Regions from separate parts of the Mus musculus genome. Here region 1 is linked to region 2. Evidence: chromatin loops called from intact Hi-C (ENCODE). Cell type or tissue: heart. All regions are shown on one strand. Each heading gives the region's core, and the rest is flanking DNA. Links, peaks and the distances in the headings are about the cores only.

Region 1 (9,856 bases), core at 2,426-7,425, 57 kb before region 2:
GGTCTTCCCAACAAAGAGGAAAATCTGACTCCCTAAGGAGAAAATCTGTACTCTGGGAGGGATTTTCTAGAGCCTCCCGAGGAGCCTTTACACCCTGAAAAGGAAGCCGGACCATCTATGAAGCGCCTAATGTATACCTGGCACCATGCTAGGCTCTCTTTATACTGTCATTTGCTAGACACTACTTCAGCATAGAGCTTTACCCGGGCATGGAATGCCGCTGTGCATCCAGCCCATTGGGCAGAATATTTCATGTTTTCACTCTACGCCTACCCCTGTGTCTCTGAGCACCCTCATCCCTACCCCCACCACCCTGGATTTTTGTTGTTACCCCACTCCCTGTGACCCAGAAGCTCAAGAATTAACACTGCACAGCTTCGAGTCCAAAGACCCAAGGCTCTGCCAGACCCAATGGCCAGTGTCTCCTCGTTGGTGTTGCTCTGAATCACCCCTTGTCTGGGCCTTCGGGACGACCAAGCATGTGGGCATCTCATCTAGCTCCCAGCAGCCCTGTGACCTTCTCAGACTCTCTCTTCCTGTTTCCCAAATGCTGCTGTCCCTAAGCCTCCTTCTGGGCCACTGCCTGCCTGGTCCACCTTGTCCTCTGCTGATGGGATCACTGCCTCTCTCCTAGGGTTTCCATCTCCCTTTCAGTCCCAGCCACACCCCTGAATCTCTTTCTCCAGCCTAGACCTCTGGCATGAGCTGGCCCAGGGCCATAGCCTTGCTGGACACTGAAGTCCTACAGTCACCTCAAATTCAAGGGTTCCCCAAATAGCTGCAGGCAGCCTCATTCCTAGGCTCCTCTCCCTCTCTTCTTCCTCCACCCTCCTCCTACTCCTGCCCCCATCTCCCTCCCTCTCTCTCTCTCCCTCTCTCTCTCTCTCTCTCTCTCTCTCTCTCTCTCTCTCTCACACACACACACACACACACACACACACACACATGCACCCACGCACGCACTCATTTATGCCATACACATCCTGGAATGTCTGTTACATGCCATGTCAGGTGCTAGCCTGGCCTCGAATCACAGCCCGTCCTGATTTCTTTTACACTAAGAAGTTGGTCTGAGAGGAGATGTGTTAGGGGTAGTGGGGATGTTGGCTCTATCTGCGACTCCTTATCAGGTCCATGAGCACACAAACTCCTGTGAACACTCAGGGACTCCAGCACAAATATACACACTCATGAGCCCTGAGATGCTGACATAGACACACCTACTTGGAGGTCTGCCTGCCGGGAAAACAAGGACACTGGTTCCAACTGATTTTCAGATTAATGCTTTTTGTTTGTTTGTTTGTTTGTTTAAGTATAAAGATGTCTATAGAACACCTGGGATCAGACTTACTGTTAGATCTACAAATGTGGGACAAATGGCTGAGGGGCTTATTAACCATACCAAAGCAGACTCTGGTCATCAGGTTCTCGCAGCATCCCTCTGTCCCTACCTGCTACAGGGCCTCCTGACTGGCACCCCTACCCTGAACTCCTCCAGCTCAGAGGTTGAGCTGCCCTTCCCTATATAGTCCAGCCATTTTGGTTAATTGGTCTTTTGGGCCTACTCTCCTTTGGACCTCCTGGCTGCTATACCTGGTTCCCATTTCTCCCCTCCCCCCTCCCCCTCCCCCTCCCCCTCCCCCCTCTCCTTACATGGCACAGCTCAATCTGGTCATGTTCACTCTGTGCTCTCCCAGATGTTCCTGCCTCTGGCTATGCTCTCCCACATATCTATAATAAACATCTTCCTCCACCATACCTAGGAGCAGTCATGGTCCTTTTTCTTTCTTTTTATTTTTTCATTCAGTTACACTAACAAAAAATTTTTCATTACTCAGCTGAAATTCAAACATATCTGAGCATCCTGTATTTTATCTAGTGATCTTATACCAGAAAATGGCTAAAAAAAAAAAAACATGGACCCTGCACAGAAAATGATTCAGCCTACATGCTTGTATACATTACACCCTCACACAAGCAGTTCACATGTGAATACATACCTCACCCTGTCATGCACTGCACATTAATGGGAATCTCATGGTCTGAGGCCCAACTGGAGCAGGCTGACTTTGCCAACTGCTGAGTGCTCTGCGGGATGTTTATCCATGAATAAAAGCCTCATTAACCCAAACTTTTGGCCTTGTAGCTCCTCAAACGAGTGCCCCAATCATCCCAGTGAGAGCTGGATATGGCAGGCTCCACGTCCTGGCTGGCAGGGTGACAGTGAGAGGAGAAGCCTCCTCTTTCTCTCTTGAGTTTTCCAGATTTCCAGAGCGGAGTTCACCCTCTTTCCAAACAGGGCCTCTGTCTTAGTTAGGGTTTTACTGCTGTGAACAGACACCATGACCAAGGCAAGTCTTATAAAAAAACAACATTTAATAGGGGCTGGCTTACAGGTTCAGAGGTTCAGTCCACTATCATCAAGGTGGGAGCGTGGCAGTATCCAGGCAGGCATGGCGCAGGAGGAGCTGAGAGTTCTATGTCTTCATCCAAAGGCTGCTAGTGGAAGACTGACTTCCAGGCAACTAGGGTGAGGATCTTATACCCACACCCACAGTGACACACCCATTCCAACCATGTCACACCTATTCCAACAAGGCCACACCTTCAGATGGTGCCACTCCCTGGTCCAAGGATATACAAACTATCACAGCCTCTTTGTCCAAATCCGTAGTCACCCTGAGATTAAGGAAAAGCCACAGCGTTTGACACCAGAAATGGGTTCAAAAGCCTGACTTTAATATTTGTGTACTGCCTCGTTGGACAGGCCAATTCATATCTCTGAATAACATAAATGTTCTGTAGTAACTGTAGGGATGTAGTGAGGTTTACTAGGTAGGTGGAAGATGGTTTCAGAGTTTTGAATAAGACTAAGATAAGTTATTATGTGGAGATGGGAAGCTAGTTCTGTTAACAAAGTGCTTGCCTTGCAAGGATGAGGAGCTAAGTTTGAGCCTCAGATGCCACATAAAAATAGCAGGGGTGATAGATAGTCTGTAGTCCACACTGTAGAGGAAGAAACAAGAGGACTCTTTGGGCTTAGTGGACAGCCAATGTAGTTCTAGCAATGGAAGACCTTGTTCAAAGGAGGTGGGCAGCACTCCTGGGAATGACATCCAAGATACCTTTGGCTACACACACACACACACACACACACACACACACACCACTAGTTATAAATTCTTATGGTAAATATCAATTGCAATTGAATTCAGATTGGGTGGCCTCTAGGGCTGGAAATAAAAAGTACAGAAGAGAAGGTGAAAAATCATTGGGACAACTAAATGTGATCAAGATTAAATATAGGATTTGTGGGTTTGGAGCAATGGCTCAACAGTGAAGCAGAAGAGCTTCCCCTACAGGAAACCCCCGTTCAGTTCCCAGTACCCACGTCCAACACCTCACAACTGCCAGCTCCAGGGGATCTGGTACCCACATACCCATACACAGACACAAAATTAAAAATAAAAAAAAAATCTTTAAAGAAACGAAGATGTCTGAAATCTTTAAAAATGGGGAGTGGGGGTGGGAGGAGGTAAACGTTTGAAATCTAAAACAAAACAAGAAACCCTCTTTAGCCAGGCGTGGTGGTGTACGCCTTTAATCCCAGCACTTGGGAGGCAGAGGCAGGCGAATTTCTGAGTCCGAGGTCAGCCTGGTCTACAGAGTGAGTTCCAGGACAGCCAAGACTACACAGAGAAACCCTGTTTCAAAAAACCAAAAAAAAAAAAAAGAAAGGAAGGAAGGAAGGAAGGAAGGAAGGAAGGGGGGGGAGGGAGGGAGGGAGGGAGGGAGGGAGGGAGGGAGGGAGGGAGGAAGGAAGGAAGGAAGGAAGGAAGGAAGGAAGAAGGAAGGAAGAAGGAAGGAAAGAAAGAAAGAAAGAAAGAAAGAAAGAAAGAAAGAAAGAAAGAAGAAAAAGAAAAAAAGAAAAAAAAGAAAAAAGAAACCCTCTTTAAATATAGTAATCGCCCACCCTTGAAGTAGATTGGGTGCTAACCTGAGCACACCCAAGACAATAGCTACATATGTTCAAAATCCTTTGTAGCCCCTTAGAACTGGTCAGCAGTGCCACACATCGCTAAACACATCCCTGGTACACTGGCAGCCGAGGCCCACTGAAGCCGACCGAAGGGAGAGGCAAGGAATGGCTTCCTGCAAATGTCAGGGCATCTTCTGTTTGAAACCATCTGGTAACCATTCTTGTTGGTGAATGTCAGGGTGGAAGATTCCAAAGTTCTGTTTACCGCAGGGTCTCCTCCACTCTGTCAAGATACTGAGCCTCTGTGTGGCTGAGGCTGGCACCACTCATTAGAGTTTCTGATTATTCCCCTACATGAAGCTCTAGGTGTCTTCTCCGGTCAACAGAATGGGCGGGTGCAGTGGAGAGGAGCTGTGTGACTCTCCTTCATCTCCCCCTCTGCTGTAGTGACTAACAGCAGTCTGGAAGGTGAACACCGAGTTGCTAAAGGCCAGTATGGACAGAGACCTGGCAACCTTCTAGGGTGGAAACACTTTTGTTGGATAACTTCCTCACTGAAGAGTCATTAGTACAGCAAACCCTGGCTTATCCCTGCAGACGTACTGGATGCTTCACACAGGTTAATAAATGTACTGTAGTAGTAAAGATTTTTTTTTGTAAGTGGCTTTATGTCTTACCAGGAAAAGAAAGTTCTCAAAGCCAGCTGGCAGTTCAGAGGAGCCTGATATAAATTAGTTGTAACCATGCCCTCCCTTGTCACTTCCAGAGTCTGCAGCTGGTTAGCAAGTCCAACTCTGTACTGGAGAACCGAGTAGCTAAAATTTGGTAGACACAGGAATCTACTCAGGGAAGACCGGAAAGGATTGCATTTGGAAGGGCAGACAACAGTAATGACTGGGCCATGGATCATTGAAGGCATTTATGGAATAGGACAGTTGCTGTGTGCACTGAAACTGCAATCAATCTATTACTCTCTCTGAAGTAGGAATGAGGCTCAGAGAGGTCAAATAAGTTGTCCATGATACACAGCAAGGATTCAAACCACAGAGGCCTTGATCTATACCACTGTCTTTGGGACAATGAGGGGGCTGAGTACTGGCCACGTCTGCCCTAAGCTTAGCTCCAGTTTAACAGGGCGACAAGCTGGCATTGGGTCCTGGTAGATCAAACCTAAAGGAAAGACCTGAGGTGGCCAGGGGGTCTGCCTTCATGCAGGGTGGCCTTGCTTATAACTTCCTGGTCTAGACCACAGGGGGCTAGGGCTCTTTGAGAGTCTTCTTATCCCAGCATTCCAGGCCCAGATGTGGACAGCTGTGTGATCCCTTCAGCTGGTGGTGATTCACGCTGGGACAAGGAAGCTGCTTCTTTGTCCAGTTCCCTGTCCCCAAATCCTGATCAGGGGACAGCTGCCTTAATCTCTCCAAGCACAAGACATTATCTGGATGGATGGCCCACGGGAGCACCCCACTGACATCCTGGAAGAGCCAGGTCTAGAACAAAGAAGAAATTCAGGGCAGAGGAGGATTTTTCTCTCTCTCTGGCACAGCTCCTGCAAGCCATCTGGTGGAGGGGCTATTATTCAGACCTCTGGATCAAGCTCTGTTTGTTTTGTGGGAGTTTGCAGCTGATGGTGTTCATCAAATTCCCTGTAGCCAATTGTCCTTGCTGGCCCTTTCCATAGGCGGCCCTGAGCAGCCTGGGCTTCCTGGGAACTCTGTTTAGAGGTCCCCTTCTGGGAACCAGCTGCTTCATTCGGCTGCCATCAAGGGGCCAAGCTCTTTCCTCCTGGACACCTGAGTCAGCCCAACAGATGCTCGAACTGACGTCACCTGGGGACCCTGAGGCAAACGATGGACACCGGAAAGACCAGAAAGTCCATGAAGTGAGGACAGCTCCAAGAAGGCCAGGCCAACCCTCTGTGGAGTTCTCTGCTGTGCAGAAATAGAGCACAGATCACAGAGAGTTAGGGTTAGGATACCACTCAGCTCCCTCCATCATTGGTGACCAATCCATCTCTGCTTTGGTGATTATGAGTGCCCTGCCTTACCTCAGTCTGCCTCTGCACACATGGGAAAAGCTACCTACAACCACATACTCCAAAGGCCTGAAAGGTCATGCCTGTGCACAGCAGTTTTCAATATAAATCATTAGCTTTGCTTTTGCTTTCTCCAAGCATATAGGACAGGGGCCATTTAGGCTCCTGGTTTATAGGACAGAAGAGAGGCTGGTATCCCTGACTATGGGAAGTGGGACTCAGAACACTTCCTTTAACTGTGATGTAAGCCACTTCTTCAAAGTACAGCGTAGGGGAGAGTCTCCCAGCATGCCCTCGGGAGACTGTGGGGCAGAGCTGGCTCCATACAGACCAGGTATGCAGCTCCAGACCTCAGTTCCCATATCTGAACGCTGAAGATATGAGGGTGACTGAACTCATATCTAGCCTGACCAACAGTTGGTTCCCCATTACCCATCCTTCATGACTGTGGCCAAAAGAGAATGAAGAGAGGACAGATACACATGGAGGAAGGCTGGGATTGGCGGCTGTGAATGCTCGGATGGAGTGGTACCAGCTACAGAGCAATCAAGACCCTCAGCACAAGGGGATGGGCCAGCTTGTCTCAGCAGGCAGTTTCCAGACATGAGTGGTCTCTGGCTATAAATATCTGGAAGGATGGAGCTGTAATTTCTCGTTTTTGCACACTGCCAATATTCACACTTGGACCAGAGAAAAGCTTTGCCATTCCTCTGAGCCTGACTCAGCGGGGCGATTTTGCCAGATTCCCTTGGGTCTAAGGCATTGGTTATTGACATGGCTGTGCTCCTATCAACAGTACCCATTCACCCAGGACCTCGCTCATTCTTTACACATTCACTCAACGCTCCCCCCACTTCCCACGCCGCATCTTACTGATGCATCTAGACTCATTTCCTCCCTGCTGGCTACCACACAGAGTCATTCCACAAATGCAGGACACACCACACAGACCCCGCTCTCAGGGAGCTTACTGTCTAATGAGTCAGGGAGATGCACTCCAGGACAGGGTCTTGAGAACTGTGTACTGTGAGCAAAGACACTGGGGCAGTGTGGGAAAGGAATCTCGGACAAACTTGGGACGCTTCCTGAAGGTGCCCTGGGAGACGTCAGCTGAGAGCCCAAGGGAGGTGGGAAGGAGATGGGAGAAGCCGTCTAGGCAAAGGAGCAGCCAGCCTGCTCCAGAGCGCATCAAGATGAGAGGGGCACATGGGAGAAAAAGCATACATGCCCACAGCAGTGTGTGTCAGCCTTTCTACCCACCTAAGCCAAATCACGGTAGATGGGAGAGGAAAAGGAGCCTGTGTAGGTGAGCATAGCTTTACAAGTCTGTTTGGTAGAGAGCAGAGAATCCACAGGAGGGTTTATAAATGGAAACAGGAAATGGCCAAATGTCTGTGTTAAACAGACTTCTCTATCTGCCTGGAAAGAAAATAATTCTATTTTTAAAAGAAAAGAAAAGGAAACAATCAAACAAACAAAAAAGCAAAACAAGAACAAAAACAGGCAAGATAGCTGAGCAGGTAGAGGCATGTGCTACCAAGTCTGGTGACTCGAGTTTAATTCCTGAGACACACATAGTGGAAGAAGGGCATCCGTTTCAGACCTCTCTTTGTTCACATGTGTGTGTAGTTTTATATCATTGAGACCAACAGTCCAGCTAGTTTTTTTTTTTTTAATCAACTCAACACAAGCTTGCATCAAATGGGAAGAGGAACCTCAACTGAGAAACGCCTGCATCAGGTTGCCTATGGACATTCTGTGAGATGTCTTTCCTTGATTGCTGATTGGTACAGGAAGGCCCAGACCGCTGGCAGGTAGCTCTGGGGAGCAAGACAGTGACCAATGCTCCTCCAGGGTCACAAGTTGTCCTACACATGCAAACACACACACACACACACACACACACACACACGTGCATGCAGACAAAATTCTCATACTCACAAAATAAAAGTCATCAAATCATTTGGAAACTTATTTCAGAAGAGGAAACTACTAACAATGCCCCGTGGCTGTGCCTCCGTATATCTGCAGGAACGCAGCCTGGGGCATGTGCCTTAAGCATGACACTGCTGTGTTAGAAGCCGTTGGCAGTTTAGGTAACACCTAGTAAAACTAAGGAGCTGCATACTCTTTATCTAACATCTCAAAACACAGACATTTACTTTCCATGGTTGTAGACACTAGAAAATGAAGATCAAAACACAAGTAGATGCCCTGTCTGGTGAGGAGCACTTCCAAGTCTGCAGATGGCCCCACCTTGCTTTTCAGAAGAGGCAAATGACCCCAGGAGCCCACTGTCTTAGTAAGGGTTTTATTGCTGTGAACAGACACCATGACCAAGGCAACTCTTATAAGTACAACATTTAATGGGGGCTGGCTTACAGATTCAGAGGTTCAGTACATTATCATCAAGGCAGGAGCATGGCAGCATCCAGGCAGGCATGGTACAGGAGGATCTGAGAGTTCTACATCTTCATCTGAAGGCTGCTAGCAGAATACTGACTTCCAGTCAGCTAGGATGAGGGTCTTAAAGCCCACACCCATGATGACACACCTACTCCAACAGGGTCATACCTTCTAATAGTGCCACTCCCTGGGCTGAGCATATACACACCATCACACCCACTATAGAAGAACATTACTCCTGTGCCTAGGGTGGAGCCCCTAGGACCTAATTACCTCCTAAAGACCCTGTTTCCTAATGACATCACCTTAGAGGTTAGGTTTCAATGTATGAGTTTATGGGGGAATACAAACGTTTGGAATAAAGCATCCCAAGATTTCATTTGCTGGTGTCCTAGTCTGGTTTCTGTTGCTGTGATAAGATACTATGACCAAAAGCAACTTAGAGATGAAAAGCTTTATTTCTTCTGAGAGTTACAGTTCATTGTGAAAGAAAGTCAGACTAGGAATTCAAGGCAGGAACTAAGGCAGAGGCATTGGAAGAATGACAATCACTGTCTTACACCATATGCTTTCTTATACTCCCCAGGGCTACCTACCACAGGGCTGGGCCATCCTCTACCAATCAGCAATCAAGGAAAGACATCTCTCAGAACGTCCATAGTCAACCTGATGCAGGCATTTCTCAGACGAGGTTCCCATTTGATGCTAGCTTGTGTCAAGTTAATAACAAACCAACTGATATAAAACTACACACACACACATACACACACACACATGTGCATGCAAAGTGATGTCTGAAGACATTTGCTGAAGTGCTGTTTGCAGGAGTAGAAAGTGAGAAATGGTCTACGCAGGCATCCACAGGGAACAGTGTAATATTTGATCTATTCCTATGATAGAGCTCTAGAGCATGCAAGTGTATGAACTAGAGCTCCACATATTAAGGATAAGGCTGAAAAACAAAACGCCATGGGAAAAAAAAGGCCAAGTTGTGAAAAGATACGGAGCTGGCAGATCTATGTAATGGCAGTCAGACAGCTCCACACGAGGGTTGTAGAGGTAGCATCCAGAGAAAGCCCTACATGTGGATAGGTCACGTTGATCTAGCACAAGGTTCACTCTGAGAAGAAAGTGTCTCCAGATTGTACAGGAATTGTACAGCTGGAATCATGGAGTTCTGTGTCTGTAGAAGACAGAGAGGAGCAGGGACTGGTTGTGCAATCCCATAATCCCAGGTACTTGGGAGACAGAGGCAGGAAGAGAGCAAGTTTAAAGTCTATCTGGTGGATAGTGAGTCCAAGGGCATTCTGGGTAATTTTCTGAGAACTTGTCTCAAAGTAGAAAGGAGGCTGGAGAGGTAGCTCAGAGGGTAAAGTGGCAAAGGCTTATGAGGCTCTAAGTTCTCATTCCCAACACCACAGAAAAGCCAGGTCTGG
Region 2 (9,856 bases), core at 2,321-7,320:
GGTGACCACTCTCCTGTAAGACTCACCCCACTGATCCCCACACCCAGTGTAGAAAGGTGATCTGCTATGAAGACCACCTGTCTCGGTATGGCTTTGCAGAAGAGGCTCAACTCTGAACATACCTGTTCAAAGCTGGCAGGGAAAGTGCTAAGATGCCCTGAATAACAGCAAAGGCTTTAGTCACCTGTGCCCCAACACCACAATTCTTTTCTACTCCTCATTGACTGTTCATGTCCCAGCTCCCTATTCCTCTGGCTGAAAGACCACATCAACTCCATCTTGGGTTCAGGTTCCATCTTAAAGAACTTGAGTTAACCAACAAGCCTGCACCTAGCACTAGTTTCAGGTCTTTCCTAACAACCACGCATCAGGAGGAAAGCAAAAGTTACAGTTGTACCTAAAGATATTTACTTATGAAAGTTTACAGCTTGGCTCCCAGCACCAGCCAATCATTCTAAAGGGCAACAAATTCTGTAATAGCCCCGCAACAAAATGTGTGCCAGGCTGGAATCCCCTTGCTTGTTTGCTTGCCTCAACAAAAGGTTGCTTGAAACTAAGCAAGGGGGTTCACCCTCCTGTCCAGCCGCATCAGTGACTACAATGTGGCCCGCACTCGAGCTTGAATAAAGACCCAGTGCAATTGCATCAGAATCAGCTCCTTGGTGGCCTCTGGAGGTTTGCAAAATGGGCATGACAGTGGCTATTCTTAGTTGTCACCTGATTACATCTGGAAGTAACGAGTGCCTGGGCACACCTGTGAGGGGTTTTTCTTAAATAATTTGAAGCTGGAAGACCCACTTTTTAATCTAGGTCTTTTGAGGTGGGAAGATCCATTCTTAACTTGGGCCACGCCTTCTACTGAGAGTCTACATAAAGGACATGGAAGATGGAAGCTTGCTTTCTCTGCCTGACTGATCTCACTCTCCCTGGCAGGTCTACTCCTTCACTTGGATTAGAGCCCGCTTCTTTGAGATCCCAGTGCATACTGAAATCCAGCGGAGACATCCATTCTCGTGGACTGAACAGCTACTGGGTTCTTGGACCTTCCATTGGTAGACTAGCCAGGGAAGAGTGAGGTAGCCATTGTTGGACTAGCTGGACCATAGTCTGTAAGCCATTCTAATAAATCTACTTTTTCAATTAATCATCTATCTATCTATCTATCTATCCATAGTCACCTTTCAGTTCTGTTCCTCATCCACCCACCCACCCACCCACCTATCTAGCTACACCTATTCACTTATCAATTCTCTATCTATCTATCTATCTATCTATCCATATTAACCTATCAATTCTGTTCCTCATCCATCCACCCACTAACCCACCCATCTATCTATCCATATTCACCTATCAGTTATCTATCTATCTATCTATCTATCTATCTATCTATCTATCTATCTATCCATCCATCCATCCATCCATCCATCCATCCACCTACCTATCTACATAGTCACCTATCAGTTCTGTTTCTCTAGAGAACCCTACCTAATGTCTCATTCCTCCCCGGATCTGTGATGCTTCTTGCCTTTCATGCCATTTCCTTCCCATGGCCCACTTGCTAACACTTCTAACCCTAACCTCTTTCTTTCCAGGTCAGGGATCCCCCAGACGATGGTGGTCATGGTAGATTCTATTAGTCCCGGGGGAGAGAAGAGCCACAGCCACCTGCCAGTGTGAACGAGCCCTGTGAGAGCGACACCTGTTCACAGGTCGGACACTTGAGCCTCAGGCTCTCCTCCAGGACTCAGGAGTCACCCATGCAAATCATACCCTAAACATCTATCATCACACACCCAGGTCCCTGAAGGGCAGGCTAGGACTGATGCTCTTCTGTGAGTCACAGATAGAAAAGCAAAACAGAACCCTAGGATCCAAAGCAAGCTGCCTCAGCCACTCTGCACACCAGCACTGCATCCACACACTAGGGACGGGAACACACAGGCAGGACAGCTGGAGGCACTTCCTCACATCCATGTGGCCTTCTAGACCCTTCACCCATCACTGAAGGGAAAGCCGCCTCAAATATTATAACATCTTCAAAACTAAGAGAATATTGTTTTCCTGGTCTTCCCACACCCTGAGGCTTACTTCTCCTGGTGGAAGAAATCAGTGAAGAGTCCTCAAGCAGAGCCAATTGGCCACCATGCCTCTGAGGCACACAGGCACAGGTGCAGCCGCCCACACGCCGGGTGCAGTCTGGGATGCCGCCGACTGCATGTCTGGCCCACCCAGGCTGTTTTCCTCTGTTTGGGGAGAGGCTCTCTGCTACACCAGGCCCACCTAACCACACTATAGAAGGCAGAGGGAAGCAGAACTGTGGACCCTCCCCTGACCCACAAGTCTCCCCAGACAAGGGGAAGGCCATACCCCGCCTGCCTCAGCATGAGAGCTGAGCTGTGCAGAAGCCACCCCACCCCACCCCACACTGATGAAGGGCTGCCTAGTCCACAGAGAGAAAACATCTGCATTATCCTGTACTGGCTTCTGAATAAACGCCTGCTGACACTCACTGTGCTTTGCACTTTATACGGGCCTATTATGAGAATCTAAAGGGGTGGGATGGCTCAGTGGGTAAAGTGCTTGCCTTCAAAGAGTGGGGACCAGAGGATGGACCCTCAGCATCCACAGAAAAGCCTGACTGACATGGAGGTCTGCAGAGAGTGATCAAGGCAGACACCTTGATTTAAACTCTGACCTCAACACACATGTGCCTCAGATATGTAAACACGCTACATACACATAAAAGAGGGTGGCGGGGGATCTCAAAGATAACATCTCAGAGACCCCCCACACACATGCTAAGCCCTACCTGCTCCCGCCCCCACACCCAGTTTCCTGGTCTCCATCTCGCTCACAGGAACTCCAGTACAGAGCAGGTCAGTCCAGGCAAAGCAGACCTGATTCTGAGGAGCGATACCCTCAGCATACATGTCTGAGAGAAGAGCGAGAGAAATACGCTGATGCTTTTAATCCATCGCACTTGTGTTCTCGCAATTGACGGGGACGAAAATAAGATCTGCAGTCTACCTTCTGACTGATGTCTTCTTGAGACAGGGTCTCATGTAGCCCAGGCTAACCTCAAACTCTCTGCGTATCCAGTGATAACCCTAAACTTCTGATTCTCCTGCTTCCACTTCCCAAGTGCAGGGATTAGGGGTGCGCTGTCAAGCTGATTATTTAAAATGGGGTGCTGCGGATTTAACCCAGGGCTTCATGCGTGCAAGGCGGGCACTCTAGCCAGAGACCCACACCCTCAGTTCACTGGTGGCATTTCTAATTGTTCCTATTAGCTTCACCAAGTTGGTGAGCTCTTGGAGCTGATCTGGAGTCATTCAGACGGTTGAATTATCCAGCAATGTCCACAGCAGCTGCCTCATCACCAACTCTCAATAATCAAATACTATAAGTAATAATATCTATAATCAAATAATATTATAAATAATATTATTAAATAATCAAATGCTATTTAAGGAAAAGCTTAAAAGTTGAGTTTCATGTAGAGCATTACATTTCTTGCTGGAAATACCCTCTTAAGTTTATAGGGCCTTGGCAAACCCTATAGCTTCTTTGAGCTTTCAGATGTGGTTAGCCTGGTTTGGTCAGTAATGAACATTATGATAGAATTTTGGCTGTGGCATCAACGCATAAGCAAAAGCATTCTTTATTGTATGAATCTAGACTATCTCACCCCACTCACACCTGAAGAAATCAACAGTATTTCTAGTGTCCACCTCATCCCCCTGAGAGAACTCTAACTCAACATTTGAGGTATTAACAGTTTGTGTAAAATGTGCTACAAACACCCAGGAAGCTTTGTATGTATCAAAATAAAGTATTTACCTTTTTTGCTAATGAGAATAAAAGGCACCATTGTAAAATGCACATCTTGATAGGAAAATATCCTTTCCAAATACCAAAGGCAACATCTTAGGATTGCCCTCAGAAAGCAGGATGCCAGGAGACATTTTTAAAGTTTTCAAAATCTGTACAAAGCTTATTCACACTCTTGTGACACCCAGCACATTCACGAATGACAACCGTGTACGCTGTCCATCTCATTGGGCACACAGTCCACAGCCGTGGAGGGCTCCTTCCTTGGCAAGGCGATGCACTACGACATGCGCTCCTTGAAGAACCACCTCTGGTTATCTGAGTTGGTACAGTCCCGTAAGTATGGTGCAAAGCCGTTGTCTAACACCTTCTCTGTGGCCTCCACACATTTCCTGCTGTGCTTGTGAACTAAAGTGCCATCCTACAAATGAAAACATTGTTATGTTCAAAATTATTTTAGTGATTGCTCAGAAAAGCCACATTTCCCTTAAGGCAGATTTTGAAGACCCCAAGGAGTGACTTTTAGCATTTCGTAAATGTCAGTAAATGCAAAACAGCGCCACCTGCTGGCTACTGAAGAGGATGGGAGGGAGCCTCTAGCTCCTCACCACTCCCCTCCTTCAGTGAAGTCACAGCCAAGATCCTTTATGGACCTCCCTCATGTCTCTCCATCACCTAACTCCAACCTTATGACTTCCTTCTCCTGAGCCGTTTAACAGCATCACGTGACCTTCTAACTTGGTGGCAGCATATCCAGGTGAGGGACCTGAGTCCACAGGTCACCTGTTCTCAGCCTGGTCACAGTCTCACATCCCAGGTCATGGCAGTCTTTAACGGCCAGCTTGCTTCCTCAATACTTGCTGTGGGCATGGAGAGCCTCTCTTTGCTGTGTATCTTGCCCCTCTCTCTTCTGTAGTGTAAGGAACATAACAAGGGGCCAGCAGCCAAAAGTGACAATGCATAGGCTCCTGGTTCCGAGGGAGAGGCTTTGCAAACTGCTAGATGCTGTTAACCCCCACACTTCCATGGCTCTCCAAGTTTCCCCCTGAGGAAGCTAAAAGTAAGGGACTCACTACAGCATCTCTCTGGCCAGCCTTCTACACAAACCCACGTCTCCAAAGGGATCACTGAACTTTAAGGTAAAATGTTTGTTCGTGTGGGGGCTATGCACGTTCACACACATAGGCGTCTACACATACATGTATGTGTATGCAGAGACCAGAAGATGACAAGGTATCACACCTCCACCTTCTTTACTTGAGACAGGGCCCTTTCTGACTCTAAAGCTCATCATTTTAGCTAGCCAGCCTGTCCTGGGAACCCCTCTGCTTCCTAAGTACTGCCTCCCAGGCGACCTGTCAGGGCGTTACGGGGTGATGAAAGTCTGAACTCCAGTCTTCATGCCTGTGTGCCAAGAGTGTTACCCATTGAGCCATCCCTCCAGCCTTACAGTGGAATTCTTAATGCAGCATGTGACCAATCTTGTTTCTAGATTGTACTATCGTTGGGGGCGGGGGTAGAAGAAAAATGCAAAAGGAAGAGGACAACAGATTGTGGACTGTGTGGATTATTTTTCCTAAACTATTTTATTTTAAGACACATCTTGCTGCCCTGGAACTCACAATCCTCCTGCCTCAGCCTCCTGAGTGTTGGGATTATAGGAGTGTGCTACCATATCCAGATCTTACTTTCTTCTTAAAGTCAAACAGGATAAGACCACAGGGTTAACACCGCAGCTCTTCCAGGGAGCCTGTAAACTCCACTGCTTATTATTCTATTTCTCTACAGGAAAATATATTTCAACTTTGAATGGGATTTTTGGACTGCTCACAAATGGGTCAATCAACAGTATCTGGAAAGCCAGCTCTATCCCAGGCTGCCTCTTTGGTCACATCCCAAGCAGCCACAAGTTCTCTACAGGCCCTCACAGCTTCCACAGGAAGTCCCGGGAATCTCTAAGTCCTTCCCGGAGCAGAGCAAGGCTGCTGTTATCAAGCCTGTTTCAGAGCAAGGTGAAATGATGCTCAGAGAAGAAGGGTGGGTCATGCCTGGGTCTAACCTCATGTTCTGGCACTTGGGTCACTTACGACACTCATATACCCATCTCACCCCCACACATTAGTGTCAACTCTACTTTCTATTACAACCCACAGCAGCTCATACCGTAAAAGACTGAAAAAGAAGAAAGCCTCACTGTTACCAGAAGCCATACACTCACAGTCATTCCCCCAGGGTCAAAGTGAAGTTTCCAGTGTCTGAGACCCACCGGGACCAGGCTAGAGAGTACACCTGGCTTCCGCACAGGCGCACAGACCTGGGCCGATGGCACCGAAAGCTGCATTCACTGACCTCCTGTAGGATGAACTCCTGGTTCTCTGGGACGGTCTCTCGGCAGAGATCCATGACAAGGGTATCCTTCCCGTCCTCCACGGTGATGCAGGCTTCGGGCTGGCGGGTGTTATAGCGTATTTCTTTCCGGGTCGTATACTCGAAAAACTAACAACAGTTTAACAACCAACAGATGTCAGTTTACCTTGTGATGTGGAGGAAGATGCCCTGCACAAGATTATCTAGGGCGGTAGTTTCTCAACCTGCATATCAGACATTCACATCACAGTAGCAAAATCATAGTTATAAAGTAGCAATGATAATAATTTTATGGCTGGAGCTCACCACAACATGAGGAACTGTATCGAAAGGTCACAGCATTAGGAAGGCTGAGAACCACTTCTCTACTGGAAATAAGTGAGGGTGGGTTAGAGCACCACCCCTACCCCACACCACCACTGCCATGACCCTGTATTACGGTTCCAGGTATCTTGAGGTACTAAGTTGACCTCTTATTTAAACCTAGATAAGTCTCTACTCCTGGATTTTTTTCTGCCATGACACATCCAAAGTAACAGACACCGTGAATCCCACATGCTAGGCTAGTGCTCTGCCACTGAGTGATACTCGTGCAGAGGGCTAGTGAGAGGGGTAAAGGCTCTGACGACCTCACCTGAGTCCTGTCCCTGGGATCCACATGGAGGGAAGAGAGAACTGACCCCCACCGTTCTGACTTACACACACACACACACACACACACACACACACAGAGAGAGAGAGAGAGAGAGAGAGAGAGAGTAGGTATATACACACACACACACATACACAGGCAAATAAATAAATATTTTTTAAAAAGTGTTTTAAAAGAAGCTTGCCCCTCCCCATCAAGGCCCACGCCTACCTGGTTCTGACCCATCCCATGGCAGAGGTACAGAAGGACCTGGTGGCCTTCAACATGGTTTTCATTGGGAGGATTGTAGTCAAGGCAGTACCCTCTTAGGCCTCTGTTCTGGAGCTAAACAAGACACAGAGGTAGCACCTCAGTCTAGATTTCCACACACCAAAAGGACTCCACACAAGGAGAGAGAAGAACACAATGAAAGAGGAGCCCTGTCCCTTTGCCCAGCTCTTTCCAGTCACTATAATGTTTTCCTATGCTAACAACAGATGGGAACTTGGCCAAACTTTAAGACAACAAATCTGGCCTAAAAGCTTGCACCTCTAACTGCTCAGTCACAGCCTTCTTGCTGCCCTAGCACAATCTTGGGTGTGGCCTCACTTCCACGGTTAGGAAACACAGAGGAGAGAGGTCTAGCTTACAGACAGTGCCACGAGTGAAACAGTACACACACAACCAGACTGGGGTAAAAGCAGTCATGGCAGAGAAAATGAGGAGGTGTGGCTCAGACTAATGGAGCCTTCCAAAGCAAGCTGCAACAGCCCGACACAGTGTGTGGATCCCCACTAGAATCTGCAACCACCCACAGAGCACCCTGAGAAATGGAGGAGTGTGCGCTGAGTGGCAGAGTGAACAGGAGCGAGGCTTCGTGGTTACGTGGCAGGCTTCGTGGTTACGTGGCAGGCTTCGTGGTTATGTGGCAGGCTTAGTGGTTACGTGGCAGGTTGTGCACACTTGAGAGTACAGAAGGAAATCACAGGACACCAATAGCCAAAAGCACCAAGGCAGGACAGGATAGAGGAAACAAGAGGAAGAGAATCTTGACGACTCTAGAATCACAGACACAGGACTCATTACACTATTCCCTGTGTTTTGGTACATTTGAACACTTTCACCTTGAAAACATAATTTAACACTAAACCCTGGCTTCATAGTTATCCAAAATGGAACAGCAGCATCTCAGATAGGCAACAGTTAGCCCATAGGGAGATGGTTCAGCTCCTAGCAAAATCAAGACTCTCGCCTTGTTTGGCCTCTTTTTTTTTTCCCTCTACATATTCTGGATGACTGGAAGGGAATCTTCTGCCTCTGCTATTGCTTGTGTTGTTTCTAAGGGCCACAAATCACTAACTGGCCAGGCCAAGTAATCTGAAAATACTGGCAAAAACTAAGACACAGAAACCCCACATATGCATGCCCATTCCCCACAATTAACTGACTGGCAAGATGCTCAATGGGTGCAAGCATGTCCACACAGGTCTAATGACCGGAGCTTGGTCCCCGGGTCCCACAGAGTGACAGAAGAGAAGCCACTCCTGAGAACTGTTCTCCGATCTCCACATGCAGCAAGACATCCCAGTTAATTAAACAACAAACAGTAGCTCACCCCTGACAATTTCCAGGTGCCTTCCAGTCCTGACCTTGCGGACCCAGGGCCCAGATGCCCAAGGGGAGAGGAAAGGACGGTACATACATGATCAGACCAGAGGGGTGAAAATGGGGGAGGTCTGGGGTGCTCACAAATGGGGAATTCCTCCCCAGGACTGTGGTTCAGACACAAGGCAAACATCCATTCCACCATGACCCACCACTTACCATCCCAAAGAAGCCAGGCCTGTCCTCTGGCACGTGCAATTCTGGGTACACTGTATCTAAGAACCACTTGAAGTCTTTACACTGGAGCTTAGCCCGAAGCTTCTTCCTCTCTGTCACGTCCCCAAAGGGTTCCTGAGAAAACAACAGAATGCTGAGTCCCTACAGGCTGCCTATCCACACCTGTTCTCGATGAAATTACTAGCTAATGTACAATCCACACTCTTACTGAGCTGGGTGCTGGGCACAGAATATTCAAATTGTCCCCTGTCCTCCATATGTGCACCACTGGCACCTTCACAGTCACATAAAACAAATGAAATGAGATTTATTTTTAAGAGGAAGAACTGGGGGACAGCAATGTGAAGGGACCAGATACTTATTGCCCTTTTGGGGAGGAGGGTGTCACATGTCAGTCTTCAACAGAATAACACATTAGAGTGGGGACAGTCACATCAAAGGCAATAAGCAGAAGAGACTGTCACACTGGCAGAGCTATGGGGTCAGGAGACAAGGCATCTGCAGACAGAGCCTAGGAGCTCCCACATCAATATCCTGGACCCGTGCACCCTGGTGGACTCTAACCACAGGCTGTTCTTATGTCTAACCAGAGGAATGGGATGGCTTACAGCTGTACCCTTCTTATTATTGATATATGAATATTCACTCTCAAACACAGGCAAGTGGCCTAGATATTATTTATTATAAGTGACCAGCATGTTCAGTATAGTGAGGTACAAACATATGCTGAACATTTAACTCATTAATATGAGCTCAAGACTGCAGCGAGCAAGTGTTTGACTTCACAGGCACCCCCGCTGTCCCCCAAGAGCGTTGTTTTTGGTTTGGTTTGGTTTGGTTTGGTTTGGTTTTGGTTTTTTGAGACAGAGTTTCTCTGTGCAGTCCTGGCTCTCCTGGAACTCACCCTATAGACCAAGCTGGCCTCGAACTCAGAAATCCGCCTGCCTCTGCCTCCCAAGTGCTGGGATTAAAGGTGTGCGCCACCACTGTCCTGCATTCTCCGAAGAGCTTTCGAGTAATAAAATAAAGCCTGCCACCAGGTAGCACAGCAAATGTTTACACAAGAACAACGGCAAGGTCTGAGATATGACTGTCCTTGCTCTAATTTGTTTTCCTGCTGAAGACTGATGAGGGACACCAAGGAATGGCAACACATAAACATCTGGATGTCACATCTATTGCAAT

The links. Hi-C counts contacts between places; a loop is a spot of excess contacts. Peaks named below come from ENCODE experiments on the same cell type or tissue, not always from the same donor. Only the 100,000 strongest peaks of a DNase experiment are listed, where the experiment ranks them.
Region 1: a loop joins it to region 2, with 2.7 times the contacts of the local background. A loop is called at or near these places in 3 of 42 quality-filtered maps.

The regions. Positions count from the first base shown.
Region 1 is chr4:47,174,264-47,184,119 of GRCm38, reverse strand. No RefSeq gene overlaps it. Among named protein-coding and RNA genes, the nearest start is that of Col15a1, 29 kb to the left of the region's middle. In heart, for the core only: no CTCF peak of the experiment used is centred there; DNase peaks (open chromatin) are centred at 5,319 and 5,779; H3K27me3 peaks cover 464 bases.
Region 2 is chr4:47,116,833-47,126,688 of GRCm38, reverse strand. It overlaps Galnt12 (polypeptide N-acetylgalactosaminyltransferase 12), which reads right to left. Exons shown (of 10, transcript NM_172693.4): 7 at 8,654-8,785; 8 at 7,061-7,174; 9 at 6,181-6,327; 10 at 3,646-4,252. The coding sequence ends at 4,112. Among named protein-coding and RNA genes, the nearest start is that of Gm52731, 9.8 kb to the right of the region's middle. In heart, for the core only: a CTCF peak has its summit at 4,401 (motif pointing left); no DNase peak of the experiment used is centred there; H3K27me3 peaks cover 274 bases.